2 separate regions of the Mus musculus genome follow, and region 1 is linked to region 2. Evidence: chromatin loops called from intact Hi-C (ENCODE). Cell type or tissue: heart. All regions are shown on one strand. Each heading gives the region's core, and the rest is flanking DNA. Links, peaks and the distances in the headings are about the cores only. Region 1 holds the start of Tbc1d12 (TBC1D12: TBC1 domain family, member 12). Region 2 overlaps Tbc1d12 (TBC1D12: TBC1 domain family, member 12).

The links. Peaks named below come from ENCODE experiments on the same cell type or tissue, not always from the same donor. Only the 100,000 strongest peaks of a DNase experiment are listed, where the experiment ranks them.
Region 1: a loop joins it to region 2, with 2.3 times the contacts of the local background. A loop is called at or near these places in 4 of 42 quality-filtered maps.

What each region holds. Positions count from the first base shown.
Region 1 is chr19:38,830,205-38,846,118 of GRCm38, forward strand. Tbc1d12 (TBC1D12: TBC1 domain family, member 12) reads left to right here and starts at 6,375. Exons shown (of 13, transcript NM_145952.4): 1 at 6,375-7,242. The coding sequence starts at 6,503. In heart, for the core only: a CTCF peak has its summit at 6,304; DNase peaks (open chromatin) are centred at 6,357 and 7,307; H3K4me3 peaks cover 2,319 bases; H3K27ac peaks cover 1,712 bases.
Region 2 is chr19:38,906,633-38,922,546 of GRCm38, forward strand. It overlaps Tbc1d12 (TBC1D12: TBC1 domain family, member 12), which reads left to right. Exons shown (of 13, transcript NM_145952.4): 7 at 1,140-1,220; 8 at 4,375-4,463; 9 at 6,559-6,630; 10 at 7,297-7,425; 11 at 7,672-7,781; 12 at 9,980-10,238; 13 at 11,239-13,038. The coding sequence ends at 11,307. Among named protein-coding and RNA genes, the nearest start is that of Hells, 16 kb to the right of the region's middle. In heart, for the core only: a CTCF peak has its summit at 9,259 (motif pointing left); no DNase peak of the experiment used is centred there.

The sequences.
Region 1 (15,914 bases), core at 3,534-8,533, 79 kb before region 2:
CTATTTCCTGAGGTTGCCTGTTTACATTCTTTCTGCTGGCCCTCAGGGCTTCAGTCCTTTTCCCTCACCCCATATCAGATCAGGTTCCCCTCTACCTCCCACTGCCCACCCTCCCCCACATTCCCTCCCAAGTCCCTCCCTCCCCACTTGTGATTGCTTTCTTCTCTCTCCCAAGTGGGACTGAGGCATCCTCACTTAGGCACTTCAGCTTGTTGAGTCTTTTGAATTTTGTGGACTGTATCCTGTGTATTCTGTATGGGTTTTTTCCCTTTCCTTTCCTTTCCTTTCCTTTCCTTTCCTTTCCTTTCCTTTCCTTTCCTTTCCTTTCCTTTCCTTTTCTTTTTTTTTCTTTTTTCTTTTGGCTAATATCCACTTATTAGTGAGTACATACCACGCATGTTCTTTTGGGTTTGAGTTACCTCACTCAGGATGATATTTTCTAGTTCCATCCATTTGCCTGCAAAAGTGGGAAAGAGCCTTGAACTCATTGGCACAGGAGAGAAATTTCCTAAACAGCACTCCAATGGCTTATGCTCTAAGATCAAGAATTGGTAAATGGGACCTGAAAAAATGGAAAGCTTCTGTCTGCAAGGCAAAGGACATAGCCGCTAAGACAACTCAGCAACCTACTGATTGGTAAAGAACCCTCACTAACCCCACATCCGATAGAGGGCTAACACCCAAAATATATAAAGAACTCAAGAAGCTAATCACCAAAAAACCCAATCAAAAATGGGGTATAGAACTAAACCGAGAATTCACAACTGAGGAATCTTGAATGGCTGAAAACACCCAAAGAAATGTTCAAAGTTCTTAGTGATCAGAGAAATACAAATCAAAACGACCCTGAGATTCCACCTTACACCAGTCAGAATGGCTAAGATCAAAACCTTAGGTGACAACGCATGTTGGAGAGGATGTTGAGAAAGAGGAACACTCCTCCATTGCTGATGGGATTGCAAACTGGTACAACCACTCTGGAAATCAGTCTGGAGGTTCCTCAGAAAATTGGAAATAGATCTACCTGAAGACCCAGATTTACCACTCTTGGAAATATACCCAAAAGATGCCCCACCATGCCACAGGGGCACCTGTTCCACTATGTTCATAGTGGCCTTATTTGTTATAGACAGAAGCTCGAAATAACCTAGATGTCCCACGACAGAAGAATGGATACAGAAAATGTGGTTCATTTACATAATGGAATACTACTCAGCTATTAAGAATGAGGACATCCTGACTTTTGCAGTAATTAATTTTTTAAAAAGAGCCCGGGACTTGCTGTGTAGCCATATTTCTGGCCTGGAACTCAAAAGAGATCTGCCTACTTATGCTCCCAGAGTTCAAGGAGTAAGACATGGGCCACCTCGCCTGGCTTTAAACTGTAGATTTTAAAAGGTGTCGTTGAAAAAAAATGACTGAAATCTGGAACTGACTCCAGCTGTTACTGAAAATAGAAACACTTAACCAGTCTTCTTACACTTTTATGTAAAAAATTTCATTGGATAGTGGTAACTATCTCCTACTTTCATTTGTTATATTTTATTCTATTTTATTTTATTTTGTTTTGCTTATTTGGGAGAAAAGTCTCATGTAGCCCAGGTTAGCCATAAGTCTCATGTAGCCCAGGCTAGCCATAAGTCTCATGTAGCCCAGGCTAGCAATAGCTTGCTAGTAGATGATGGAAGGTAACCCTGAACTTTGCATCACCTCCTGTACCTTTGGATTACATGCTTATACCACCATGCTTAGTTTATATGGTGCTGGGAACCAAACCTAGGACTTTGTATAAGCCAGCCTAGCACTCTATAATCTGAGTTACAAACCCAGCCCCTATCATTGTTTTTAGAAACTTTAAAAAGAATTTATGACAGGGCTTTACCTTGTAGAAACAGGCTGGCCTCAAATTCACAGAGTAACTTGAAAATTACATTTACTTATGTGTGTACCTGTATATGAAGGTCAGAGAACAATTTGCAGGAGTTGGTACCCTTCTTCCACAAGCTCTGATTGTTAGGGTTGGCCTAACAATCAGCCCTTTACCAGCTGAGCCATTGTGCTAGCCCTCTATAGCTTTTAAACTTAGCCTTACAGTTGCTTTTCTTTTCAAATGCAGCTTAATGTCCTGTTGCAACACAAAATTTATTTGAATTACTTTACAATCTGTAGCTATAACATACATTTAGAAACATACTTCAGGATTAAAGAGTTAACATTTAATCAATGTAAAATTATTTAGGGGCTGGAAAGATAGCTCAGTGGTTAGGAGCATTTACTGGTTTTATAGAGGATCCAGGTTTGGTTCCCAACATTTAAATGTCAGCTCACAACCATCTGTAACTCCAGTTCTCGGAAACTGAGCCTCTTCTGACCACAGAGGGATCTTGAAAGCAGATAGTGTTTATATATACACACAGGCATACATATATATGAAATAAAATATACTTTAAAAATGTTATGAAAGAAGTATAAGCTGGGCATAGAAGTGCATACCTAGAATCTATATTCTCAACCCTTGGAAGATGAAGACAAGAGGCCACCCTCAAGGCCACCCTCATGGCCACCCTCAGCTATATTGAGTTTGAAGCCAGCCAGGGCTGCAGGAGACTCTGTCTCAAAAAACAAACAAAACCCCAAATACTGTGACAAAAAGTATAAAATCAGTTTCCACCCTTTCTCTTTTCATGGAAAACCTTCTTGATCTTTATAGATATATAATTTTACACATCATTGTAATTGTAGCATTTACACATCTTTATTATTATTATCTTTCTAAATCACGGTTTCTCTGTGTAGTGCTAGCTGTCCTGGAACTTGCTTTGTACACCAGGTATGCCTCAAACTCAAGAGATCTACCCACCTCTGCTCCCAATTTCTGGGACTAAAGACATGCACCACTATGCTTGGCACATTTCCTTATTTTTATTTAGCATATGTTTGTTAGATTTCTCTGTTTTTTTTTTTTTTTTTTATTTCTGCCACTTGTCTTTGATATAACTAGCTTTGCCTGCACTTTCCATATTTCTCTTAGGTAAATTAGAATTTTTGGCTGTAAAGCATTTAGCTGTAAACATCTCTGCACAGCTGTTATCTTTTCTTTGGAATGGTTTCCTTATGACAGATTCCCCCAGGGGTAGGATTACAATACTTCCTAATATGTGGCATGCACTGCTCCATCAAAGGATCATTGTGTATTTTTAAAGCATTTCCTTTATCTCTTGGTTTGTGGTTTGTCCCATTGTGGCTTACCAAATGGCAGCTGCTCTATGATCTTTATACTATTTATTTCCCACTCATATCTCACCCTGCTAAGTCAATTTGCTATATACATCTTTGAAATCGTTATTGTTTTGTTATAATTCACAGCCTTGATCCCAGTCACCCTTTATACCAGATTGGGTTTTACCAGGAATGTATGGAATTTAAATCATTTGCAGAAGTTGAAGATGATTTTAGTAGCAAGTCCAATTGCATAGCTTTGCAAGATCATATATTTCTACTACATTACAGAGCTTACTTTTAAATTTTGATATTAAATTTATTGTTCATGCTATCAATCAGTTTCCAAAGAGACATGCTGACACGTTCGTTTTATTCATCATCGAAGATAGTTACATAGTTAGTTGACCTGCCCTGCCACCGCCTCTCTCTCCCCTCCCCCCCCTCTGTATGTGTGTGTGTGTGTGTTTAATCCTAAATGTTTAAGAAACATTGCTCTAAGGGCCTGTAGATGCTCATAGTTAAGATGCTCTTTTGAAATCCAGTATAGCTCCAGAACTATCAAGAAAATGTATGAAGGGTCCATAAAATGGTCCAGTAGGTAAAAGAAAGCACCACCTGTCCAAGCTTCATTACAGACCATCAAAACAATAGTAATTAACAACACTACCAAGAACAATGCATTTTAAAGAAGGGTGTAAAGATTTTGAGGCCTTTATACTCTTCTTGACTGCAGGCACAGCAAAATAATCCAGTTAAGAGGGACCACACAAAGGCACAAAGGATATAATGTATCTTATAAGGAGACATTTCTTTGTTAAACTCTATAAAATGTTACTTACCAGATAAGGCAGAAAGTTTTTTTGTTTTTTTTTTTTTGTTTGTTTGTTTTTTTAAGTTTAGTTATTTTGAGTCAGAGTTTTGCTGTGTAGCCCAGAGCAGCCTGGAATTCTGATTCTTTTGCAGAAGCCTCCAGAGTGCTGGAATTGACACATTTGTCACCCCCTTCCTATCTCCCTCCCTTCCTTTCTCTTTTTTTTATTAGTGAGTGAAAAGTGCTATCTCATAGTTTTGATTTGTTACTCCCAAATAACTTATATGCTTATTGATATTCCATTTAACATATCATCTCGAGAAAAACACATATATTGAAATTTTTACACTCTCCCTTCCCTGTTTTTGAGCAGAATGACTCACTGGAAGTCACTATGTGTTAAAACCAAGCCTCCTATCTTGGCCTCCTTGTCTTTTGATTGATTGATTGATTAACTGATGTTTTTAGTTTTTTGAGACAGGGTCTCTCTGTGTAGCCCTGGCTGTCCTGGAACTCATTGTGTAAATGAGGCTGGCCTTGAAATCAGAAACCTGCCTATATCACCTGAGTGCTGACATTAAAGTCGTGCACTACCACCACCTAGTCAAGTTGTCTTTTAAAATATTGAATTACAATTTTTTTCTTGAGATAAAAGTTTGCTGTGTAGCTCATGCTATCCTCAGATTTGCTATGTAGCCCAGGCTGGTCTTGAACTTGAGATTCTCTTTTGCTTCACCCTAGAGAGTTCTGTAATTACAGATGCTTTCTACCACACTGGCTTATTTCTGTATGTATTCTGGGTACTGTCCCTGTAACTAATACAGGATCTATCTACTCTCTCTCTCTCTCTCTCTCTCTCTCTCTTTCTGGTTTATACACATTCTTTGGTTTTTCCTTTTGAAAGATGTTTTGTGTATGTATGTTCAGGTGTGTGTGTTCCTATGTATGAGGTAAGTATACACTCATATTTAGGGAGGAGAGAGTTCAACTCAGCTGTTACTCCTTTGGGACTGCCCATCTTATTGTCTGAGACATGACCTCTTAATAAGATCTAAGGCCAGCTGCCTTAGCCAGGCCGGTTACCAGAGCATCCCAGGGACTGCCTCTCCAATGTTAGCTGTACAAGGGCATTCTACAAAGTGGCTTTTTATGTGAGTGCTGCGATACAGGAAAGGTCCTCATGCTTGCATGACAACGTGACCAACTGAGCTATCTTCCACCTTTCAAAAGATCTTGATAATAAACGCTTTTACTGCTTTGTTTTGCTAAGTATTCCATTCTATTTCTATACTTGCTTTCAGAGGCATTTGTAGAATGAATGGTCTCTAGTTACTGCATTATCCTACTACAACAATGTCTATTTGGGCCTTTTACAACAACTTCATCTCTTCTGAAATACCAACACTATTGGGTCTCTGCCCTATGCTCATTCTTCTATGGAGGTAGAGTCACTTGATATCCCCCGACCCCCTTTGTGGCTTACATAAATGGCCCCTTCGACCAAACCAGAACTTTAACCCAAGTTTATAACTCTCACTATGTTAGTTAATTCCAATGTCTTTCCCCAATCCAGTTTCCTGTTTCTTCACACCACAGCAATCTCATAGCCTTGTTATTCCTGGCTGCTCTCCTATCACTCCTGTGGCTAGTTATTATGTCTTGCGATTCACACATTAAATACATTTTATTTCCACTAAACGGTCATTATATCTTAATCCATTACCACAGGTTGCTGCAGTTATTTTTTTTAATATTTATTTATTATATGTAAGTACACTGTAGCTGTCTTCAGACACTCTAGAAGAGAGCATCAGATTTCGTTACAGATGGTTGTGAGCCAGCATGTGGTTGCTGGGATTTGAACTCAGGACCTTTGAAAGAGCAGTCGGCAATCTTAACCACTGAGCCAAACAGTCCTTCTCGCCCTGGCTCCATTTCATTTCCGTACCCAGGTGACACGACAACCAACAACCAACGTGTTAAAAAGTGTTAGGAGATCAGACTTTGGTAAACATGGAAGACTAAGTGGAAAAGATAGGTAAGGGGCTGTCATGTGGACAACGAAGCCCTGAACGGTTCCAGGAGTTCTTCACTGCTGTTAGAGAAGGTAAAAACTGTCAAGACAGGAGCACTTAAACTAACTTCCTTAGTTTCCTCTCACAAACAAATCGCCGTCAAGTGATATGGTTTATGCGAAGTGAGCCTTGCCCTCCCTTAGGCTAAGCACTGTCACCCGGGTGGAGGATCTCAGATTGTCCTCCCGGGTCGCTCTAGCTGCCGTCTCTATGGTTCGGGGACGCGCCGGGTCGCGGGCAGGCCCGGCCCCGCTGGTGCGCGTGCGCGATCCCAGCGCGTGCCCGGCCTCCGGCAACTGCCCCGGCCGCCGGGTGGGAGGGGTGGGTCCGGGGACGTCGCGGCGGCCGTGGCCGCGAACCCTGCACGCAGGGCAGTCCTCCTCCGCCGCCTCAGATGATGGGTCCCGAGGATGCCGGAGCCTGCTCGGGAAGGAACGCCGAGCTGCTCCCAGTCCCGGGGCCCATGGGTCAGGACGGGAAGACCGTCCCGGCCACCAGCGGCTTTAGCGGAGGCGCTGTCGCCGCGGAGCCGCCGGAGGAGGCTGGAGAGGAGGAGGCGCCGCCGCCGCGGCAGCTCCTGCAGCGGTACCTCGCGGCGGCCGCGGGCCCGCTGAAGCCCGGGCTCGGCGGGGCGGAGGCGGAGGCGGAGGAGGCGGCGGCGGCAGCAGTCCCCGCGGCGCGCGGCTCAGGCATGACCAACGGAGACTCGGGCTTTTTGCTGCGCCAGGACCGTCGCGGCCCAGAGGAGGCACGTCGCCGCCGAACCTGCGGCCGTCCCTGCCTGCTGGAGCCCGCGGACGAGGGCGTGGACGGTGCGGGTGGCCTGGACGACTGGGCCGCGCCGCTCGAGGACCCGCTGCGGAGCTGCTGCCTGGCGGCCGGGGACACGGACGACCCGGACCCCGCAGCCGCCACCCCTGCCGGGAGGGCCGTCGAGAGCGCGGAGCCCAGCCTCGGCCTCCCCGACGCCCGCTTCGGCTCTCGGAACACGTTCGAGGTGAGCCGCCGTCAGAGCGCCGGCGACCTCCTGCCCTCAGCGGGGCCGTCCGCACCCTTGCCAGCGGCAGAGCAGGGTCCCGGGGGCACCACGGCTCGGGCTCGACGGAGCGGTGGCTTCGCGGATTTCTTCGCCAGGTATCACACTGGCCGCGCGAGGGGCTTGGGCGGGGCCGGGAACGGGCTGCCTTCCAGCGTACGGAACAGGAACGTCGGGACTCAGCTTTGATCTGTCGCTAGGGTAGGGGGACCGGATGGCTTTGTGAGCTCCGGGCCTGGAGCCAGGATTGGTGTTACTCCGTCCCCAGGAAGCGTTGTGCTTCCAGGTCTGACCAGCCTCCCAATACTACACATTCAGTTTCTTCATCTGGAACATCAGATAACCACTGCCCTATTATTTTTTTGTAATTGTATTACTAGGATTTGGACTGGGCGGGCGGCAGTGTGTGGTGTAGAAGTCTGTGAAGTTTATTTGCTTGGAGTCTAAGCCCGTTCCATTAGTTTGGGGATTCGAGGTTTTTTTTTAAAAAAAAAAATAATTTAACTGCACACTTATTTTGTGTTAATGTGTGTGCGCACATGTATCCTTGCGTGGAGATCAAACAATCTTTGGGCTCTTCCTCTCCCATTCTCTGGATAGGGGGGATTCAACTCAAGTCAAGTCTAGTGGAAAATGTCTTTGCTATTTTGCGGGCTTAGTTTGGGGATTCTTAAATTCAGAAATGATTTTTTTTTTCTTTTTCTTTTTTGATTTTTGTCGGCTGATCTCGAACTCACAGAGATCCGCTTGTTTCTGTTTCCCAAGTGCTGACATTAAAGGCATATGCCGCCATGCTGGGCTCAGAAATGATATTTTTTTCATAGTATTTGTTTCCGTTGCTTTTACTAAAGCTCATTCCTTGTCGGGAGTACACACTTTTAATGCCGGTACTCCTATAGAAGGATGAGGCAGGAAGATTGCCATGAGTTCAGGGGCAGCCTGGACTACACAGCTATTAGTAGATCTACTAGCAGACCAGCCAGGGTTACATAGCACGATCTTGTTTCTAAACAAAGCGAAACAGAACGAAACTGGCAGTTTAGTGCTTAGAATAAGATCCCAGTCTTTTAGCTCAGATTACTATAGCTCTCTAGGAAATTAGGAAATCCTCTTCTACTTATCTCAGATAGGCTTTATCTCTCTTCATGAACTTCCCTACCCCCAACCCCCAACCCCCATTGTTAATTGAACTCAGGGACACAAGGCAAGTAGCCTACCTATGGAGTTACATCCTCAGCAACATCATGTGGTCTCTCCTCTCTCTCTCTCTTCTCTCTCTCTCTCTCTCTCTCTCTCTCTCTCTCTCTCTCTCTCTCTCTGTGTGTGTGTGTGTGTGTGTGTTGGGGGTGAGGTTTGACTCACTTTTATGTGAGTTTTTATGTTTGGGAGCATGTATTTTATGGGTATGGATTGCTGGAACACTGTAATTACCTGGAGAGACTTCATTCTCCCTCATATCCCATCAAGAAGGGCCTGCTATGTAGTTGAAGCTGGCCTTCAAACCCCCTCCTACCCTACCTCAGTTGGGATTTTCCTCAGCCCCTCTACATTGCTGGGGTAACTTTAATTTTTAGTGATGTTTTATCTGTGATTTAACATTCTTGAAAGTTATATTATGATGCTGGACTTTGCAGATTCCAGATGGAGGCTCTTCTGGCTTCATAGGGATAGGGAAGTGGTGGCAGAACACTGCACATTCCTGAAAAGCAAGTGTCTTGTCAGGTAGATTTTGACTCTGGGTTGTTGTTGGTGGTGGTTTATTGCGTGGCAAATCAAATATCTCCAACTTGTAAACTCTTATCTCTCACAGTTTTTCCTGTTTTTATTCATTTCAGAGATTTTAAACTATAACCTGAAGCAATAGAAACGCTTTCTTTTAATACAGCATCATTGTAGCCCGGGTGCACCTTGACTTGCCCAAGTGGATGACCGAGATGGCCCTTGACCTTTCTCTTACTACCCTCTAGGATTGGAGGCTTTGACAAAACAAGTTGGTGTTGACAAACAAGTCTGGTGTATACCGTGCTGGGAATCAAACCCAGAACCTCATGCACATCAGGCTGAGCCACAGTCCCAGCTGTCCCCAGGATTTCTGGTTTAGAAAGTTACACAGTTGTGTGCCTATTTGTACACAATGAGGTACATTTTATATTGTAGTAGGTCTTTTTTTAAAAAGATTTATTTATTTATTATATGTAAATACACTGAAGCTGTTTTCAGACACTCCAGAAGAGGGTGTCAGATCTTGTTACAGATGGTTGTGAGCCACCATCCCACCGTGGTTGCTGGGATTTGAACTCAGAACCTCTGGAAGAGCAGTCAGTGCTCTTAACTACTGAGCCATCTCTCCAACCTGTAGTAGGTCTTTCTTATTTGTCTTTCTATTTTAGTATTTCCTACTTGTATAAATTTATAGTTTCTTAAATCAAGAACAGAAAAATCCTAATTTTATATTAGATTATGGGGTTAAGTAAATAGAAACGAGATCTGTATTTGTGTCTGTATTTGCAAATATATATTTTGTTATATTGCTGTTGTTCTTTTACTTTAGTTTAGTTGCTATTTTTCTGAGATGGTTATCAGTATAGCCCAGGCTGGCCTGGAACTCACTATGTGGCTCAGGCAGGCCTCAAACTTTTGATTTTCCTGCCTTGTTCTCTTAAATACTAGGATTACAGGTATGAACTACTTACAAAAGTATTTTTAAATCTTTCAGTGATAGTGCTATACAAGGCTTCAGCGTGACTTAATTGTGTGTGTTTTGACACCTTGTAGCATTTTGTTGAACTATATCTTGGTCAGGTGTCAGGAGGCTTTAGACCTGAAAGGGCTTTGGAGATCATCAATCCAACCAGTGTACCCTGAGTGCTTGCTTGGTGCCAAGCATTGAGAATAGTCAAGGTTGAGACTTTATTGTCTCGTATTTGTCTAGTAGAGGAAAACAGACACATAGATCTATAGTGCAATTTGTGAACAAATCTGTATTAGGAGCTTTCATCCTATTAGCTACAGGCAGAATTTTTCATCAAATTTTGAACTTTTTTTAACCTTTCATATAACTAGATTTTGTTCCTATGGCTACCTTATTCATATATCAGAGAACTGGGTTTTTCTTTTCAGCTGTGTATGTATGTGTGTGGTATGCATGTTTGTGCCTTTGTATGTTCCCATGTGTGTGGATTGTCTTCCTTCATCACTCTTTACCTTAATATATTGAGGCAAGGTCTCTTGGTTGAGCCCAGAGTTCACTCACATGGCTAGACTGACCTGGGGGTTCCCTATCTCAGCTTCCCAACTGTGGGGATTACAGGCAGGCTACCACACCTATCCAGCCTTTATGTGTATTCCTGGGATATGAACTCAAGTCCTTATGGGAAGTACTTTCCTGGCTGAGCCATCTTCCTGTCCCAAATAACTGGGTTTAAATATTAACAAACAAGTCCCCAAAATGTACGTACTTGAAAGCTAATTTCTGTTTTGAAGTTTCTGAAGTTTTTACAAGAATGACTTGAGTGAGGTGGGCACATGGGGTGCATAGCTGTCAAGATGCCTGTCGGGGTTCTAGACACCGCGGCTTCCTTTGTTTTGGATAGAGCAGAATGAGGGACGTTTTTCCCTTGGCATTTAGCCAAAACCTTAGCTGCATTTTGGCCATCTTAAAGGCAGGCACTGTGACATTCATCTCTGAGTGTGCAGCATCTAACACTGGCATGAATAACCCATTCAAATTGGGTTACATTGGCCACTTCCATGTCTCTTCTTTGCTGTTTTCTGAAGCGTGTGATTGTGACCAAATTTTCAATCCTTAAAATAATCAGTAACTACCCATAGTCCTAGCAACTAAAAAATTATATATTGTTATTATTATTTTTTAATTATTTGGTTATAGAATGAGCAGAGTAACTGCCTCCCCCATTTTTTTAAAAGATTTATTTATTTATTATATGTAAGTACACTGTAGCTGTCTTCAGACACACCAGAAGAGGGCGTCAGATTTCGTTACAGATGGTTGTGAGCCACCATGTGGTTGCTGGGATTTGAACTCTGGACCTTCGGAAGAGCAGTTGGGTGCTCTTACCCACTGAGCCATCTCACCAGCCCCTATTGCTGTTGTTATTATTGTCTGTGTACAGTCGTCAACTGTAGTTCCTACTGAGGGTTACCTTTGGAATCAGCTTGTTTTTACATGGATTCTTATTCTTTGGAATACCTTGCTCCTACTTCGTTCTCTAGATGAAGAAGCTCAGTATTTAAAGAAGGCTGCTCAGCTAGTGGTAGCTAGGGTTAATCTAGATTCCTGACTGCCAGTCTCTCTTTGCATTGAGTTGCTACTTCTTTGATACTGTTCTGTCCTACCTATTCATGGTGGTTTGAATCTACTTGGCCCAGGGAGTGGCACTATCAGGAGGTGTGGCCTTGTAGGAGAAAGTGTGTCACTGGTCACTGGAGGGGTCAGCTTTGAGACCCTCCTCCTAGCTGCCTAATGCCAGTCTTTTCCTGACTGCCTTGGAACAAGATGTAGAACTCTCAGCTCCTCCAGCATCACGTCTGCCTGGATGGTGCTGTGCTTCCTGCCTTGCTAATAATGGACTGAACCTCTGAATCTGTAAGCCAGCCCCAATTTATACGAGTTGCCTTGGTCACGGTGTCTCAACCCCTAAGACACTCTTCATCCTCTTTGTTTCTCTTTTTTACCTTTTATTACTTTTTCCCCTTAACTAGACAAAAGTCTATAACAAATGTTTCAAAAGTAGCTTCATGGTTGGCACGCCAGTTTTCCCAGTACTGGGGAAACTGAGGCAGGAGGATTGCTGTGAATTAGAGGCCAACTTGATACAGACAGAGGCCTTGACAAAAAAACAAAACAAAACAAAAAAGGTTTATTCTTGTTTTTATTCAATGGTGGGAAGAATTTTATGGCAATTTGTATATTAGCTGGTACTACTCTGTGTATACCAACTCAGCAGGGAGAAGAAAAAATATTTTAAAAAATTTTTTTCATTTTTAAAATAATTAATTTTGCTGGGTGTGGTGGCGCATGCCTTTAATCCCAGCACTTGGGAGGCAGAGGCAGGCGGATTTCTGAGTTCGAAGCCAGCCTGGTCTACAAAGTGAGTTCCAGGACAGCCAGGGCTATACAGAGAAACCCTGTCTCGAAAAACAAAAAACAAACAAACAAACAAAAAAAACAAAAAAAAAATTTGATATAGGGTCTTAGACTGCCTTGGAAATTGCTGTGTAAATGAGGATGGCCTCAAATAATTTTAATTCTGTAAAGTGAATTATTTATTCTAGCTAGCCTGTATGAGAGACACAGATCTTGGTATTTTATTTTCAAGCCATAAGCCTAGAGTGGGCAGGTTTTACGCTATTCTAATTTATATCCAGGCATGTGTCCCTTGATACTTGCTGCTGGAGTCTCATCTGGGCGCATTTTGTTCTCTCAGCTTGTCCTCAAGATACACTTTACCTGGCCATGGCCATGTACATGGTCCATCTCCTCTTGTCCTGGCCTCCTCTCTGTCTCCTTTCTTCTCCCCCTGGTCTCTCCTGAGAGTCCTCACTTGTTCCTCAGGTTCTGCCTTTCTCACAGGCTCTAACCTTTTATTAACCAATTAACTTTGAATTAGGGAGCAAGGTTTACACAACAAAGGCCAGTGTACATGAGAATTCTCTTGTCTGTGGGCAACCAGATTTTGGGGTTCAGAATTTAACTTTTGTATACATAGCATCAGACCAACCTCCAATACTTGGTCCCCTTACTTCTACTTCCTATGTGGCTATACCACCAGATTTAGTGTTTGTCTGTTATTGTCTAACTACCTACACCCCCACCCCCATCCATGCATCCATCCATCTGTCAATTGCAGGGTGTCACTCTGTAGTTCATAGTGTACTAGAGAACTCAGTATGTAGCCAAGGCTGGCCTTGAGTTCATAGGTAATCCTCCTGTTTCAGCCTCCCAAATTACTGATATTATAGACATGAGCCACAGTGACAATCTTAAAGGAATGAAAACCTTGTTTAGTGTCAGCTGGGCTTTGTTCTTCAAAGATCTCAAGAATCTGTGCCCCCAACCACCCTTCTTCACTTTTTCCTTTTTAATGTTTTAAAAAAGTTTTATTTACTTTGTTTTATGTGTATGACTGTTTAGCCTGTGTAGAAGTGTGTGTGCCACCTGGTTGCCTTGTGCCTATTGAAGTCAGAAGACAGTGAATGGCTGACCCTGTGGAATTAGAGTCATAGTTAGTTAGTTGTGAAGCCATCATGTGGGCTCTGGGAACTGAACCTGAGTCTACTGTAAGAACTCTTGGGGCTAGAGAAATGGTTCAGTGGTTCACAGGCTGACCTTCCAGAGGATCCAGGTTCATCCACAATTCCTAGCGCCCACATGGTGGCTCACAATGATGTCCAGTTTCAGGGGATCCAAAAGTCTCCTCTGGCCTCTGCAGGCACCAAGCATAACTATGGTTCATGGTGCACATCTATACATGTAGGTGTAACACTTATGTACAGAAACAACAACAACAACAACAACAACACACCTGAAACAAAGCCATCAGGTGCTCTAACTGCTTTCTTTGGTGCCCATTTTCTGTTTCTTAAAAATCAAATAACTTTAAGCTATTTTTTGTGGGTCTTTCAAACACTTTCTTACTTTCAAACACAAATGGCTTTATTTTGCACATACAGTAATAGACCTCAAATATCTACTAAATATTACAGATGTGAACTGAGTTAAAAAGGATCTGAAAAATGCTGTTTCTGTTTTTGTTTTTTTTTTTTTCTAGACAAGGTTTCTCTCTGTAGTCCTGGCTGTCTTGGAACTTAGCCTGTAGACCAAGCTGGCTTTGAACTCACAGAGATCCACTTGCCTCTGCCCTTGAGTGCTGGCAATAAAGTCATGCTTGGTTTTGTTTTGTTTTTTCCAGCTTTAAAATAAGAAGGTTGCCAGAGATATGCCAAGAACCATTCCCTTGGGCTGTAAAATCTCTGATGAAGATGTGAGATTTGTTTTGTTTTGTAATGCCTACCTTAGCATAGTCATATTAAACGGCAGCTGTCTCTTATTCTGTCTCTTAGATGTAGACAGCATAAACCAGCATCTACTGTGTAGCCTAAGTGGCCTCAGACTGCAAAGCTACTCCAGCGCTGGAATTATAGACATTTGCTGCCTTCTCGCTTCAGATCTGCCTTTTTCTACTGTAATTTCTTCGGAGGATGTGTATGTTATAGAGAAATAGTATCTCTGAAACCTAACCAACTTAATGGAAAAGACTGGGGTAGTGTTTGTGTACCGCCGGGGGAAGCATTACCGTCGGTGTGAATGCCCTTACGTGTGTGATTAGGTGGATGTTGAGCTGGACTCTTAAACGGTGAAATGAAGGGTAGATTAAAAACATCGAAGAAGGAACTAAAAAGGAATGTTGAGAAAGATTAAAGTAGTTCTATCTCTTTTTAGGGAACATACTAATATAGATAGGTAAAGCCACATTTTTAGCTTAATTGTAAAATTAAGCTAAAATTTTAACTTGGCTTACTTACACTCTTGGTACTGTGTTGTCATGGGAGGTTTTTAGAAAGAGCAGAAACATTTGGAAACTTTGAGGCAGTGCATCTGTTTCCATCTCTAATGTATTCAGAAAAGCAAAGAGAAGTCTTTCCCGAGGCTGGAGGCTGCCGTTCCTCCCAGGTCCTCCGCAGCCCGCAGCTCCGTCAGCTCCATGAAAGGAAAGCCATCCCAGGTGCTGCTATTGGAGAGTTGCTTGGGGCTTACTGCTGAGATTCCTTTATATTCTCTCTCTCTCTCTCTCTCTCTCTCTCTCTCTCTCTCTCTCTCTCTCTCTCTCTCTCTCTGTGTGTGTGTGTGTGTGTGTGTGTGTGTGAATCCATTTGCTAATGCTCTTGCTTGTGGTGGCCAGGCAATTGGTATCAGATGTCTCCTTCTATCATTCTCCACATCATCATCATCATCACCATTGCTTTGTTTCTTTGTTTGTTTAAGACAGGGTCTCTCAGGGTCACTCTTGGGTAGGCTGGATGGACAGAGAGTCACAGTCTATCTCTGCTCACCTAAGCTCATCACTGGGGGGTTGGGTATCTGAACTCAGGTTCTATGTTTGGGCATAGTTCATTGACTGTCACCACTGACTGACTTTAAAAAAAAAACAAAACCAAGCTATTTATTTTGTGTATGTGTTTATATAAATGCTGTGGAGCGAGTGTGGAGGTCAAAGGATAGCTTTTGAGACTGAGTCATCTCAGCTTTGCAGTGGTGTTTTTTTTTTTTTTTTAAGAGATATTGTCTCTATGTTGCCAACTTTAATTGTGCAGGAATTCTATTTTTACTCCAGAAGAGGGCATCAGATTTCATTACGGATGGTTATGAGTCACCACGTGGTTGCTGGGATTTGAACTCGGGACCTTCGGAAGAGCAGTCGGCACTCTTAACCACTGAGCCATCTCACCAGCCCCTTTTCTTGGTTTTTTGAGACAGGGTTTCTCTGTGTAGCCCTGGCTGTCCTGGAACTCACTCTGTAGACCAGGCTGGACTCGAACTCAGAAATCCGCCTGCCTCTGCCTCCCAAGTGCTGGGATTAAAGGCGTGCGCCACCACTGCCCGGCTTGCAGTGGTTCTTAAATTTGACAATTACTTGGAGGGAGAGTTATCAAGAGTGAATTGTTTTGTTTCTAAGTGATGATTTCTGGATTCAGTAGAGTGTAGACGGAATCTCCCTGGACTCTGAAGCTGGTAACCGTAGCCCCCACC
Region 2 (15,914 bases), core at 6,420-11,419:
ATATCTTTAATCCCTACATGTGAGTGTCAGAAGCAGGCAGACCTCTGTGTGTTTGAGGCCTGCTAATCTACAAAGCAAGTCCTAGGACAGTTAGGGTTACCTAGTGAGAACCTGTCTCAAAAGAAAAAGAAGATGCCAGGCATGGTGGCGCACACCTTTAATCCCAGCTTTTGAGGCAGAGGTAGGTGGATGTCTGAGTTCGAGGCCAGCCTGGTCTACAGAGTGAGTTCCAGGACAGCCAAGGGTACACAGAGAAACCCTGTCTTAGAAAACAAAACAAAACAAAAAGGAAAAAGAAAGAAAATGAAAAGACACCAGAACCTGGGCTGCAGAGATGGCTCACTGGCTAAGAGCACTGATTGCTCTTCCAAAGGTCCTGAGTTCAAATCCCAGCATCCACATGGTGGCTCACAACCATCTGTAATGGGATAAGATGCCCTCTTCTGGTATGTCTGAAGAATGCTATGATGTACTAATAGAAATAAATATTAAAAAAAAAAAAATACCAGAACCTACAGAAAATGACATGTTTAATCAGTAGTAATCCATGAATGGGAATTACTTATTCCCGTTTATAGATGAAAAGATCAAGTCCAGAGCAGTGAGGTGAGGTTCTTGAGGCCCAGAGGTAGTAATTGGCAGAGTGGAATGCAGTGTAGGTCTGACACCCCAGCTTTTGGCTGCTCTTGGCCAGTATGGCTGTTGAGCAAAAGCCCTGTCCTTCCGATGCTCTGGACTAGCTCCCAGAATGACCTGGAATGACCCACAATGACCCTGCTCCTGGGTCTTTTGCTGTCTTTCTAGACATGTAATGAAGAGTTCCAAAAAAACTAGTTTGCTTCAGCTTGCCACGATTTTGTTTAATACCTGCTTAGACCAGATAGAGCCGATCCATATTAAGTAAAGACTGACAGTTAGCAGCCAGGTTGTGGTGGTGCTCGCCTTTAATCTCAGTGCTTGGCGGCAGAGGTAGGCAGGCCTGGTCTACAGAGTGAGTTCCAGGACAGCCAGGCCTGCAAAGAAAGAAACTCTGTTACATGTGTGTGTTGGGGGAAGGGCTCCCCAAAACAAACAAAAAAGTGAAAATTAAAGTGTGAATTTATTTGTATTATTTATGAATTTTTGTTTTTTTTCCCCAGAACTTTATGAAATCTTTCTTTCAAGAGCAAAAGAACGTTGGAAAAGCTTCAGTGAATCAAGTTCTGAGAACGACACGGAAGGTATGGGGGTCTCCAAGTGAGAATCTCAAAACTCAGTTACTGAATAGACAGGTGGGATTTTTCTGCCATGTACCAGAAGCTGTGCTAGCTGACGTAAGGGCAGTGCCTGTTTAGTACATGATAGCACTCTGAGCTTCGGGAGGGGAGGAGGCTTAGAGTAGTGAGAAGCAAGAGGCTGGGCTTGAAGTCTGCTCTGTTTATCCCAAGTCCCAGGATTCAAATCACAGTGGTGAAGCTGATGGGCCGAGTGCAGTGTTATCAGACCAAGCTGTTACTACAGGCTGACGTTATTCACTCCTTCTGAACTCCTCCTTGGTACCTAGTAGACTGCACACAGTTCAGTTCTCCTGTGCTCTGCCCTGCTCCTTGTTCATTTGTTTCACCCATTACTCCCATCCTTACCTCTGCCTGGACAGTTAGTTTTCTTAATCACTTTGAAGATTTTTTCCTTGTATCAGATTATTAAATTTGTATTTTGATAATGGGGAATCATTTTCCTAATCTTATCACTTTTTGTTTTATTTGCATGCTTTCTTTCTTAAGTAGGTTCTCATTTGATTTAGGCTGGCCTTGAATTCACTCTGTAGCTGAGGACGACATTGAACTTCTGATGTCCTGCCTCTGTCTCCACGTTCTGGGACTACAGCTATGAGCTACTGCTTCCCGTTATGTGCTGCTAGGGATTGAACCCAGGTCTGAGCAAGCACTCACCAACCAAGCTATACTCCTAGCCACTTTTCCTTTTTTTTTTGGTTTTTCGAGACAGGGTTTCTCTGTGTAGCCTTTGGCTGTCCTAGAGCTCACTCTGTAGACCAGGCTGGCCTCGAACTCAGAAATCCGCCTGCCTTCACTTCCCAAGTGCTGGGATTAAAGGCGTGCGCCACCACGCCTGACTTCTCTTTTCCTTTTTTTTGTATTTATTACTGTATAGAAAGCAAGTTCACTGAGCATGGTGTCACAGAGCCAGGAGGAGCTTTTTGAGCTCAAGGTCATCCTGGTGGTCTTCAGAGTGAGTTCCAGTGTAATCAGGCTGTTACTCTGTTACTCTGTTTTGAAAAACTCATAATAATAATAATAATAATAATAATAATAATAATAATAATAATAATAAAGATAGTAATAATAGTAATAGAAAAGTCTTCTCTTCCCTTTAAGTAAAACTTTAAAATATATCTTTGAATAAATAAATAGAACTTATCTTATAGTGGTTGCCTGTGAGAAACCACTTTTTAAATTTCTTTTTTCCATTTTATGATAAGCCATTAGGAAAGGGAAATCTTACTGAGTAGTCAAGGAGAGGACTTGGTTTTGAGGACCATGGAAGAGTCATCTCGAAATTGGTTGGCTGTGCCGGGTGGTGGTGACGCACGCCTTTAATCCCAGCACTTGGGAGGCAGAGGCAGGCGGATTTCTGAGTTCGAGGCCAGCCTGGTCTACAGAGTGAGTTACGGGACAGCCAGGGCTACACAGAGAAACCCTGTCTCAAAAAAACAAAAAAAAAACAAAACAACAACAACAACAACAAAAAACCCAAAAAAGAAATAGGTTGGCTGTTTTAGTGATTTTCTGAAGAACTGAAAGTGCAAAGTAAGTGAACATGCATAGAATTATGACCCTCGAGGCCACTGCTCTGCACTGTCCATCCTTCCTTCCTTCCTTCCTCCCTCCCTCCCTCCCTTCCTTTCTTATTTATTTATAGATGCAGTCATATCATATGTAGTTCAGACTAGCATTGAGCTGTGAATTTGCTGCCTCCACCTCTGCCTCCAGGGTTTGCAGGTTATATTCCCATGCCTGGCTCAGTTTTCTATTAAAACAAGTTTTATGAAGTACCAAAATTATACAAATTAAGACTAGAAATATAACTCAGTGCTATAACAATTGCTCAGAGCCACAAACAAAACAAAAAAAATTAAATAAACTAAAATGGCAAGTGTATGAGAGTAGGTTAGGTAACTCACACCTATAATCCCCATACTTTAGAGGTGGAGGCAGGAGAATCGGAGTTCAGAGTCATTTTTAACTGTGTAGCAAGTCAGAGTACAGTGCGAACCACATGAGAACCTGTCTCATGAACAAGCACAAACAAAACTTTTTGTTATGGGTAAATAATGAAAATTATACTTTAGAATGAAGTAATTGAGTGTAATAGTTACGCCAGGGATGGTAAAATGGCTTGGTGGGGAAAGGTTTGCACTGTTAAGTTTGAGGGTGACTGTGATAATAGATCCCATATGGTAGAAGGCGAGAACCAACTCCCACAAGGTGTCACATGTGCACATACTTACACACACTACCTAGTTACTACCGTGGGAGTATTAGTCCGTCTTTATATTCAATAAGAATTAGAACAGAATTTTTTCACTATATATTTTTCTGATGAATGCATTTATGTTTCCTCAATAAAAGAGACTACATTTAAAGCTTGGTATGGGAGCATATGCCTATGATTTCAGTAGTCAGGGGGTGAAAGCCAAATCAAAGAGAGCTCTGTGTTAGCCTTGGTTACAGAGTAAATTCAAGGCCAGCCTAGATTACATGTGAAAGTGTTGCCTAGTGCATTCACAGACACACAGACACACAGACACACAGACACACAGACACACACACACACACACACACACACACACACACACACGGAGAAAGGGAAGGGAGACAGGGAGACAGAGAGGGGGAGAGAGAGAGAGTATGCAGTGGGAAGGAGAGAGGAAAGTGAGAACAACACTGTTTTGCTGTCCGTGATTGCTTGTCTATAATCCCAGAACTCATAAGGCCGAGGCAAGAGGATTGATGGGAGTTTGTGGTTAGCCTGGGTTACAGAGTGAGATCCTGTCTCGAAAAAGGAGAAAGAGGACTAAAGACAGCTCAGAGAGCTTGCCTAGCATGCACAAGGTCCTGATGTCAGTCCCTAGTACCACATAACTTAGGTATGCTGGCACAGGCACTGAGATAGTGCTATTTCAGGAGGGTAGAGGCAAGAAGATGGGAAGTCCAAAGCTACACAGGGAATTGAAGTTTGAAGCTAACCTAAGCTACCCGAAGAAGCTAAGTCCTAAATTCTAGGGATGGGACATTCTTGATTATTCAGCTTTTCTACTTACTTTAACAGGCAGTGTCCTCAGCCTGTTTAAATTTTATCTGTTTGGTAATGCAGGTCTATCTGTTGCTGACCGAGAGGCTAGTCTGGAATTAATTAAGTTGGACATATCCCGTACATTTCCATCTCTCTACATCTTTCAGAAGGTGAGGTTTTCTAATCAGTTTTTAACTACTGTTTATTCTTTCAACACTCAGTGGTACAAATTCTATAAATCTATAGGCACTATTTTTATTTTATTTTATATTTAATTTTTTGGGACAGAGTCTCACAATTTAACCCTGGCTGGCTTGGAATTCCCTAATAGATCAGGCTGCTGTAGGAAACACAGAGATCCATCTGCCTCTGCCTTCCAAGTGCTGGGATTAAAGAAGTGAGTTACCATACCCAGCCAGGTATTACTATTTTTATAATATTTATTTTTATTTTATGTGCATTGGTGTTTTGCCTTTATGTATGTCTGTGTGAGGATGTTGGATCCCCTGGTACTGGTGTTATAGACACTTGTGAGCTGAGAATTGAACTCGGGACCTCTGGAAGAGCAGCTTGTGCTCTTAATCACTGAGCCGTCTCTCCAGCCCCCGGGGATTATTTTTTAAAAGAAAAAATATTTTAAAAATTTGAGAAGAGGCCAGGCATTGTGGTACATGGCTTTAATCTCAGCCTCGTCCACATAGAGTTCCAGCGCTCACAGCTATATAGTGACACTCTGCCTTAAAATACAAAAGAAACTTCTAGGGCTAGAAGAGTGGCTCAGTGATTAAGAGCATTACAACCGTCCCTGACTCCAGTGCCAGGGCATCTGACTCCCTCTTTTGACCTCGATGGGCACCAGGCACATGCATGTAGATAAAACACTCATATACATAAAGTAAAAGGAGTAAAATATTAAAAATTAAAAATAATTTGAGCTTTTATATAAAAATGCAAAACTAAAAATTAAGGAATTTGCTTTCTGTGGAATAAAATTTATTGTCATAACATATACTTGTTATGTAGTAGGCACTTTTTTATTATAGTGAATTTCTGTATTTGAATTATTAATGAATTTGCCTTACAAACTGTTAAAATATGAATACATTAGTTCTAAATTGTTTAGAATTACCACTGAATTAGCAAGAAATACTTTACTTTTATATATTTTTTTACAGGAATAGCTGGCTATCTTTAATTTTTATATACTAAGATGCTAATAAATAATTTATCTATAATAAAGGCCACGTGATTAATAGAAAGTTTTGCTATTGGGACCAGTGAGATAGTTCAGCAGGTCAAGGTGCTTGCTGCCAAAGTCTGACAACTTGAGGTTGAGGCTGAGAAACAGAAGTAGTGGAAGGAGAGACCCAGTCCCTGAACGTTGTCCTCTGACGTTCACATGCACACTGTGGCATGTGTGTACCTATATACACGCACAATAGGTAAATACATGGGAAAAAACCCACTGGAGCTAGAGGGATGGCTCAGCTCTTAAGAGCAATTGGTTGCTCTCTAGAGTACCTGGGTTCAGTTTCTGGCACCCTTGTGGCAGATCACAACCATCCATCAATTGTAGTTCCAGGGGATATAACACCACCATCTTCTGGCCTCCATCAGCATCACGCACGTACGCTGTACACAGATATATATTCAGGCAGAACATCCATATACATACATTTTAAAATTACTATTGATATTCAAATTATCTAACATAACTCAGGCTAAATAGTTGGCACTTTTATTAAAGACAGGGTCTTAGTATACAGCCTCAGCTATCTGGGGAATCACTGTGTCGATCATGTTGATCTCCAACTTGGTGATCCATCTGCTTTGCTGAGATTAAAGCCATGTGTGTCATGTCAGGCCTATGTTATTTTAATTTACTTTTCTGAAATTATATGACGTGAAATGGGCTTAGTATAATGACATGTGCAAGGCCCCAGTTTCAATACTCATGTGTACATAGCAAAAGGATTAAATGGAAAATTTTTATATTTATTATACCCTAGAAGTATTTAAAATAGTTTGCAAATTATATAAGTTGTATTCAAGTGAGTATATTTGACTTATTATTCAAGATCAAACTTTTATTACTTCTGAAAACATCTTGATAGAATACATTTAGAATATCTTTATAATGATTAAATGTGCTAAAACTGGTCATTTAGAGAATGCTACAGTTTTATAGTTTTTAATATTTTATGAGCATTAACCTAAAGATCTTTACTTAAAGTTTCAATTTTTATTCTTTTTTTTTTCCCTAAGGGTGGCCCATATCACGATGTTTTGCATAGTATCTTAGGGGCATATACATGTTACAGACCTGATGTTGGTTATGTAAGTATTTGTTTCCATCTGATTTTTACACATAAACATTGTATCTGTGCTCATCAGGACAGCTCTTTACAGCCACAGGTCAGTCTCTGCAGCCCTGACCTTTGAGCTGATGGGTTTACCTGAGGAGGAAGCTCCGGGTCTTTTGCCCCCTGCTTAGGACGCCTGGCGGTCACGCTGCTCCGTGTGCTGGGTGCTGCATGATTCTTCTGTTCCTTCCACTCAGGCTTTGCTCAAGCCTCTTTTCATTTTGGATTCCCCCCTCATGTCTTTCTTGTGATTCCCCACAAATTCAGGCTCTTTTAAGCACAACAACTTCTTTTTTTTGACTTTTAGTATTCTATCTTAGAGACTTCCTTGCCTCTTCGTTCTTCATATGTTATAATGTGAAAACAACCACTTACGACATGAGAGCTACTTGGTACACTGAGATAGGCTCTTAGACCAAATAAAAGCTGGTTTAATTGTTTTCTGATTTATTAAATCCTATCAAATGAACAAATATAAAATTAGGGAAATTTACAGCCATTACAAGTTCATAGTAGTTGCTTTTACTGAGAAGAAAAACAAAATTGGTAAATTCTTCTTACTATCAGTTTGTAAATTTTGAGGAGGGTAGCTAGCACGTAGACTGATTTTAACCATTTTTACTTTTCCTTCCCTTTGAAGGTCCAGGGGATGTCCTTCATCGCAGCCGTTCTCATCCTCAATCTGGAGGAAGCAGACGCCTTCATTGCGTTCGCGAATCTCCTAAACAAGCCGTGCCAACTGGCCTTTTTCCGAGTGGATCACAGCATGGTATGAACATTTGGGATAGACTGTGTTTTCCTCATAAGTTTCTGTATTCTGAATGCCTGCTTAGAATAAAAAACATGAAGAAACTGAAGTAATCTAAGCAAATAGACAAAATTTTCATTGAATAACAATTTTAGAAAACTTGAAGCAACTCAAAAGAGTTGTTAATAAAATTTTCTATTAATATTAACACTTTCTCTTTCTGCCATAGATTATTTTGTAATTTTATTTATCTTTTTCTATGTATAGATGTTGAAGTATTTTGCAACATTTGAAGTATTCTTTGAGGAAAACCTATCCAAACTATTTCTTCATTTCAAGTCGTATAATCTGACACCAGATATATATTTGATAGATTGGTAAGTCACTAAGAAACATTAAATAAAATAAAAAGGAAATAGTGAATAACTTTCTCTGTTTTTTAGGAAATATAGTAAATATGCTAGGTGAGATTGACATATAAAAGGCACTTTTCCTTACGAATGAAAAAGTCCAAGGATGCATCTAAAAACGTAGACTGAAGCCAGGCTTGGTGGTGCACGCCTTCATTCCTAGTGCTTAGGAGGCAGACACCGGAGGATCTCTAAGTTCAAGGCCAGCCAGGTCTGCAAAGTGAGTTCCATGGCCAGAAGGAGAAATCCTGCCTTGAAAAACGAAACAAACAACATAGACTGGCTTGAAATTAGTTTCTTTCTTTCTTTCTTTTTTTTTTTTTTATTATAAAAGGGAATAGGGAAGAACCCGAAGACATTGCTCAGCTATTAAAAGGGCAAGCTACTCTTGCTGAGAACCTGAGTTCACCTCCCAGTACCTGGCTTGAGCAGCTTCACCATAGCCTGTAACTCCAGCTTCAGAGGATCAGAGACCTTCTGCCCTGTAGTCACATCACACACACACACACATACACGCACACACACGCACACGCGCGCGCGCGCGCACACACACACACAGACACACACACACACACACAGACACACACACACAGACACACACACGTCTTTTTTAAAATGAGCGAGGATAGGGAACTGGGCAGAGGGTCAGCATGGGAACGCACGTGCCACACAAACCTGACAGCCTGAGTTTGATCCCCAAACCTGTGTAAAAATCCAGCTGCAAGGCACATATCACAGCCTTTCAGTGGCCGTCTGGGAGGCAGAGACAGGAGAATCACGAGGAGGGAAGCTAGGCTGCTGTAATAAAGCATCAGAAGCAAGAGAGACTCTGCTTCCACAAGGTGCAAAGCAAGAGCCAACTCCCAGGAGTTGTTCTCTGACATCCATATTCACTATGGCAAATATATGCCAGCATGTACACACTCACACTCATGCACACACCCATGCAAGCATGCACACAAAGAAATACATATTCTTTTTTTTTAAGTAAAGAGTATAGAAATATCTTGAAATATAGTGAATTGTAGTAATGGATTAACTTATTTAATGCCTAGCATATACTAATATCTTAGAAAAAAGTAGTTGCCATTTATTCGTAACACAGCAAAGCTATATTATATGGTAGTATTTCTTTAATCAGAGATGTTTTTCAAAGCTTTATCAAAAGTTCTCAATTAGAAATGATTCCCTATTTAGATGCTAATATATATTTTCTTATTTCCTATATGTTCTGTTCTAATTCTGAGGATTTGTGTAGTAAGCAACAGCCAGTTGACTTTAGTATCATTGGTGAATTTTGATAAGAAGTGGAGAATTTGGGGCTGGAGAGATAGCTCAGTTGTTAACAGCACTGGCTGAAGCTGGGTTCAACTTCCAGCACCCTCAAAGTGGCTCGCTCACAACTGTAACTCCAATCCCAGGGAATTATTGGATGCCCTCTTCTGGTCTCCTCAGGTACTACATGCACAGGCACATCCAGGCAGACACATGATATTTAAAAAACAAAATTTTTTTAGTAGTTGTAAAGTTTTAATAAATTTTGAGTTAGGGCTTCTAGTTCAGCCTGGCCTTAAACTTCGTATGTAGCTGAGGATAGCGACACAATTCTGAACTTCACAGTCTGTCTCCCAAGCACTAGCGTCTCAGGCATGTGCTACCATATGCAGTTTACCCAGTTTATGCTGAGAGTAATACCCAGGTATCTTGCATGATGGGCAGTGCTCTCCCTCTGAACTCAGACTGGCTGTATGTTTTGATGGAAAAAATGAATAAGCAAATAATGACCCTGATCAAATATGATATCTTCCTAGTCATTTGGGCCTTTTCCTTTATCTTCCCTTCAGCAAGAGTAAATATTGTGCGCAGTCTCACATTAAAAAATTATACATTCAGACTCAAGCATTCTGGTTTCGGAGCCCCATGGCTCTAACCATTACACTATTTTACCCCCTCATTCCCACACCCCAGTTTATTCCAGACTATCTCCATGTAAGGTTCTAAATTTACTTAATGTCATTACTTACTGCTTAATTTATCACTATTCAAGTTTTGGGAAAAAAGTCTCAATGTATTTGTCCTCTTATCCCTGTATACTTCTTTTTCCCTCCTGATGCTTAATGAGTAAAGGAGTCCATGCTGAGTAACTGTTTTTTCCTTAACTCTAGGATCTTCACATTGTACAGCAAATCACTGCCACTTGATCTGGCTTGTCGAGTCTGGGATGTGTTTTGTAGAGATGGGGAGGAATTTTTATTTAGGACTGGATTAGGGATCCTCCGGCTATATGAAGATATACTCCTACAGATGGACTTTATTCATATAGCACAATTTCTTACCAAATTGCCAGAAGATATAACATCAGAAAAGCTTTTCAGCTGCATCGCAGCCATTCAGATGCAGAATAGCACCAAGAAATGGACTCAGGTAGAGTGACTTTATTTATTTTTAACTCTTAATTATCTGTGTTAAAATTATCTGTGGACTTTTGTAGAGCAGTTATCTGTATCACAAATGTTAGTAAAACTAAAAATAAATTTGGTTTTGAAATGGGATAATTTAAAATGGATTTCTCTCTTCTATGTACCTAAACTTATATCTTTACTTTACAAAGTTCTGCAGTATTGTAGTGAATTGACACCTACAGTAGTCAGCCTTCACCCGAGCAGACATGGGTGACTTTGAGATTTCAAGCAGGCACATGTTATAGTAAACACCTGCTGTGAGATGTCGAGGTGGGTCAAGGGCAAAGGTGCCTGTTGCCATGGGTGACAACAAGGATGAGATTATTCTCTGGGTGCCACACAACGGAAGGAGAGCACTGACCTCACACATGCACCATGCACAGGCATGCTGACACACACACACAAACCCAGGCAAGCAAGCACACAAACGTTAAAAACAAGAGGCCAACACCAAAAAGCCCTAGCTGCTGTGTACTAAAAACTTACAACGGAAAGAACCTAATGTATGATCCTGGCCTCTTGTTGTTTTGAGTCAGGGTCTCCTTTAACGGAGGCTTGACTTGATCTTATTGTGTAGCTGTAAGGATGACCTTTGTCTTAGTCAGTGCACTGTGCTGTGAGAGACACCGTGGCCACAGCACTTCATTGTGTCCTTGCTTACTTTGGTCCGTGATGTTGACGGTGGGGAGCATGGCAGCATTCAGTCAAAATAAAAAACCAGGTGATCTGGAGTCTGGGATGGGGGCCTGTGCCTGTAATCTCAGCAGTGAGGTGGCAGCAAACTCAGCCGTTCAGTCTCCTCTGCTGAGCAACAAGTTCAGTGCCAGTGTGGGCCATGTAGACCCTGTCCAGAGACCTTTAAAAAAGGTGGTCTGAGGACTTGAGGATGCTGGTATTTCAGAAAAGCTTTCTGTGTTTATGCCTCTGGTTATTTACATCTCTTTGTTTCATGCTATTTGCAGGTCTTTGCATCTGTAGCAAAGGACATTAAAGAAGGGGACAAGAACACCAGCCCTGCTCTGAAGAGCTAACCTTTGAGTTAGTGACAAACTGAAATGCAAAAGGTAGTTTTCGGGGAAAGTTTTCTCTTTCCTATGTAGATACCGTGAAGAAATGTCGGAGAGAAGAATCGGGACCTGGAAAAACTTCTGGGTTTAAATTCCACGGCTGAAGTAAATGAAACGCGTAATTTATTGACAGTATTAATAAAAAAGTACCTGTGGAGAGCCATTTTTCAGAGGAAAAGGCTTAGTTGGCTATTACATACTCCATAATTTGGAGTGAATACTTTAATGCAATAATTTTTTTTAAAAAAAATAGCTTCACAGAAACTTCAATTTTTATGTCGTTTCTTTTTTAACAATTAACTACAAATGCACTTCTGGAGTCAGAATAGGATTGCTAAATCCTACTTTAGTCTCCAAAAATGATAGAACACATGTATTATCTCCAGTTCTGAGCTTGGGAAGATATTCTAGACCAGTAGTAAGCAACTGAGTCGTAAGTTCCGTCCGCCACTGGAGCTCTTGCCTGCCTTGCTCGCAGGCCAGGGAGGTCCGCATCCTCGAGAACTGGAACACTGGTGGACATGATTGCCTGTTTTGCTTATGGAGTTTCCCACAGTGTTGTGTCCCCTTGGTTTTTGAAGAGAAATCTTTCTCTAAGTAATTTCTATCACAAAAGAATTTTCGCCTTATTGTTTCTTGTCTGCAAATTGTTATGTAGTAACTTAACATTAAAAAAACTAGGTAACTGGTAGAAAGGAAGATCTTTTTGCACTTTAGAGGACTGAAGACTTGACTTTGAGAATAAGAATAAGAAAGCAATGAATTCTAAGAGTTCGAGATAACACACTACTTACAAGACTTGAATTTTTTAGTTAAAATCCATGTTCTATCTATAGAAACAAATTTTATTAATTTCAGTTTGAAATTTAAAACTTTATATAGCTAAGTCTAAGACTTGTGAAACTCTATGCATATTTTTTTCTAATTGATGGGAATAATAGTAAAAGTAATTTTACCTTTTTTCTTAGTCTAATGGCATCTCAGATAAACTATTAATCATTGGTAAATTGACATTAAATTTATTACTCTTAATTTCTTAACCTAACCTAAATCATTTGAGTATTATGGTTAATATCAGTATAAAATACTATTTGGTTATTGATTAGATTTATACTGTTCTGATGTTGCAATTTGGTTTGAAACAACATAGAAGCACACATTTCTGTTAGTAGTGGACATACATATATATAGTCTTTAGACTAACAAGCCAGAGATTCTTCCTTATTGGATAATAAACTGCCTTAGGAGTATGGGACCAGAGGAAGTGCATATATTTTTACCCTATGGGTTGATCATTCTAGCCTCAGGAACCCTGTAGAATTAACTCCTGTCATAGGGGCTAGCTCAGTGAAACTGGTAGTATAATAAAACAGTGAGGGAGTTTCTAGAGTCTTAATAGGTTCTAGCATGAGGACTATCCCTTAATATTGGTGTCTCTCATAAAAGGCACATAACCTCCGGGAGTAATCTCATTGAATTTATATTACTTGGCCTAGATTTAATCTTATTTTCATGTATTAGTTTGCTAAGGTGGTCCTACACTCTGCATTTCTTTCCCTTATTTTTTTTATTGTACAGTTTCTTTACCTACCAAGTATAAATGTGTATATAAAATGTAAATACAAGAAATTCACTAAAATCCACTAGTAACAATTACTATGAAAAATAAAACTTGTACACAGAATTATGAGAAAATGAGTCTTCATTACTTTGGTGCCTTCAGGTTTAGTCAACATCTAGAAAAAAAGGAATAACTTTTTTTGTGGGGGTGCTCAGATTTCTCCTCTAAGGAATCTATGAGATAGTCAGTGCTTTGAGCCTTTCAGAGCAGCTGACATACTATACTGTTGTATGTTCATTCCCTTTGGGTCACGTAAATAGGCAATAATGTGATTAGTCATGTGACCCCACACAGCATCCATCCATCCATCCATCCATCCATCCATCCATCCATCCATCCATCAATCTGCGACAAGGTATCTATGTATCCCTGGCTGGGCTGACCTAGAACTCACTATGTATACCACTCTGGCCCCCAACTCAAAGAGATTAAGGATGTGTGCCACATCTAGCTGACAGAAATATATTGGGGGTGGCACTGGTGCTCTTAACCATCTCTCTAGCCTCTATGTGTGTTTTCTTATGTTGATCTTTTTTGTTGCAGCTGCAACTTGAATTAAGAATGGAGATAAAGGGCACCCTTACCTCATTCCTGGTATTAGAGGAAATGCTTTCATGCTTTCCCTATATATCAGTATTATCAGTCATCACGATCTGGCTTTGAGTTGGCTTGTATTTGAAGAATTTTTTGTGTGTGTACATGTATGTTTTTATGTATACAAGTTCACTGCAAATTCAAGGCCAACCTGGTCTATATGATGTCTTCCAGGCCAGCCAGGACTATATACTAAACTCTGTTTCAACAAACAAGTATTTCAAAAATACTTTTCTATTCCTGTGACAAAACACCACAATCAAAGCAAATGATAAAAGAATGCATTTAATTTGGGACTTATTGTTCAGAGAGTGAGTCCATGAACATGACAGGGAGCTTGGCAGTAGGCAGGCCAGCATGATGCTGGAGAAGTATATTAGTCAGGATTCTCTAGAGTTACAGAGCTCATGGAATGTCTCTGTATATTTAAAGGAATTTATTGGAATGACTTATAGTCTGCAGTCCAACTAATCCAATAGTGGGCAGCTGTGAGTGGGAAGTCCAACAGTCTAGTAGTTGCTCAGTCCCATGAGGCTAGGTGTTTCCGCTTGTCTTCTGTATAAGCTGGAATCCTGAAGAAGGTTCCAATAGATGTGCTGGCAAGTAAGTGCAAGCAGGCAAAGAAGAATGAAACCTTCCTTTTTCCAGTGTCCTTATGTAGGCCTCCAACAGAAGATATGGCCCAGATTAAACGTGTGTACTACCATGCCTGGGTTTGGAACTTTCTTTTCCCCAGGATGACTTTAAACTCAGAGATCTGCTTGCCTCTGTCTCCTAGGATTAAAGGCATGTACTACCTTTTCTGGGCCTAAGCTTTTCATGGCCACCATTCCTCAAGATCTGGATCAAAAGCATGTGTCATCTCATGTCAAGGTCTGAGTCAAAAGCCTGTGTCTTGAGACTGGAAGCAGCCTCAAGATCTAGATCACAGGTTTGCTCTCCACTTCTGGATTGTAGTTCATTACAGATATAGTCAAGTTGACAACCAGAAATAGCCACCACAAGCAGTACATTAGAGCTTACCTACATCTTGTCTCCAACCATGAGACAGACGGCTGGGGAGGAAGTAAGGGATCAAGAGAAAGGAATGGATGGATGGATGGATAGATAGATAGATAGATAGATAGATAGATAGATAGATAGATAGATGATAGAGCAAGCTAGGTAGCTAACAGCTAACTGGGAATAGCATGCATAGGGTTTTGAAGCCTCAAAGACTGCCTGACACACCTCCTTTAACAAAATCACACCTCCTAATCCTTCCCAAACAGTCCAAATATGGGGACCACGTATGCAAATATAAGGGTCTATGGGACAGTTTTCATTCAGTCTGTCTTCAGATAACAATACAGCTCATTTTGATTCCTTTTTCCAACACAATTGTCATTTCTTCTTCTTCTTCTTTTTTTTTTTTTTTTTTTGAAACTAGTGGCAGGGGTAGAGACAAGCAACCATCCTTGAGAAATCACGATTCCACAGTGTACTGGTTAGATTAAACTGTCAACACAACCTAGAATCACCCGGAAAAAACTTCAGTTCAGAATTGTCTAGGTCAGATTGGCCAGTGGGCATGTTTGTAGGGGATTCTCTTGTTTATTAATGTAGAAAGACCCAGCCTATTTATTATGAGTGGTATTGTTCCCTAGGCAGAAGCTTGTACCTATATAAAACAGGAGAAAGCTAGATGAGAACCAGCAAGCAAATGAAGATGGATGGATGGATGGATGGATGGATGGGTAGGTATATGATTTTTTTTTTCTGTTTCTTTGCTCTGGTCTGTGCATATATGACTAGGATAGACACTTTAGTCCCAGCTCAGTCAGTCAACAGGGTCGTGAGGGAGGGAGGATTAAAGAATAACAATTAAACAACATTATGACATGACTTTACCCAGTGCTGAAGTGGGCTTATTTTTTTCCAGTCTGCTTTTATACCATTCCAGGTACATAAAAAATTGGGTCAGTTCTAGGTCAAAGACAAAGTAGTCAAGGAACAAGCAAGGCATAAACAAAGTCCAGTGATCACTGTGTCTAGGGGGTTATCAGGATGCCCAAGACACAAGGAATACAATGCATTCCTTGGCTGTATTCATCCTGAGCCTCGTCTTAGCCCAATGTCAAACTCTTTTTTTGAGCCTACTCCTTCGTCCTGGCTCAATGTAAATATTCTTGCCAATAGCCTTGAGGCAGCATCAAAGGCTCTCCACAAGTCCCTGCCTTGGCTTCCCCCAAAATAAGGGGGTATAACCTAGATTTGTAACCCAAATAAACCCTCTTCTCTCCTAAGTTGCTTTTGGTCTGGGTTATTTTTCATAGCAACAAACGAGCTAGGACACAATTTGGTTCTGAGAGTGGTG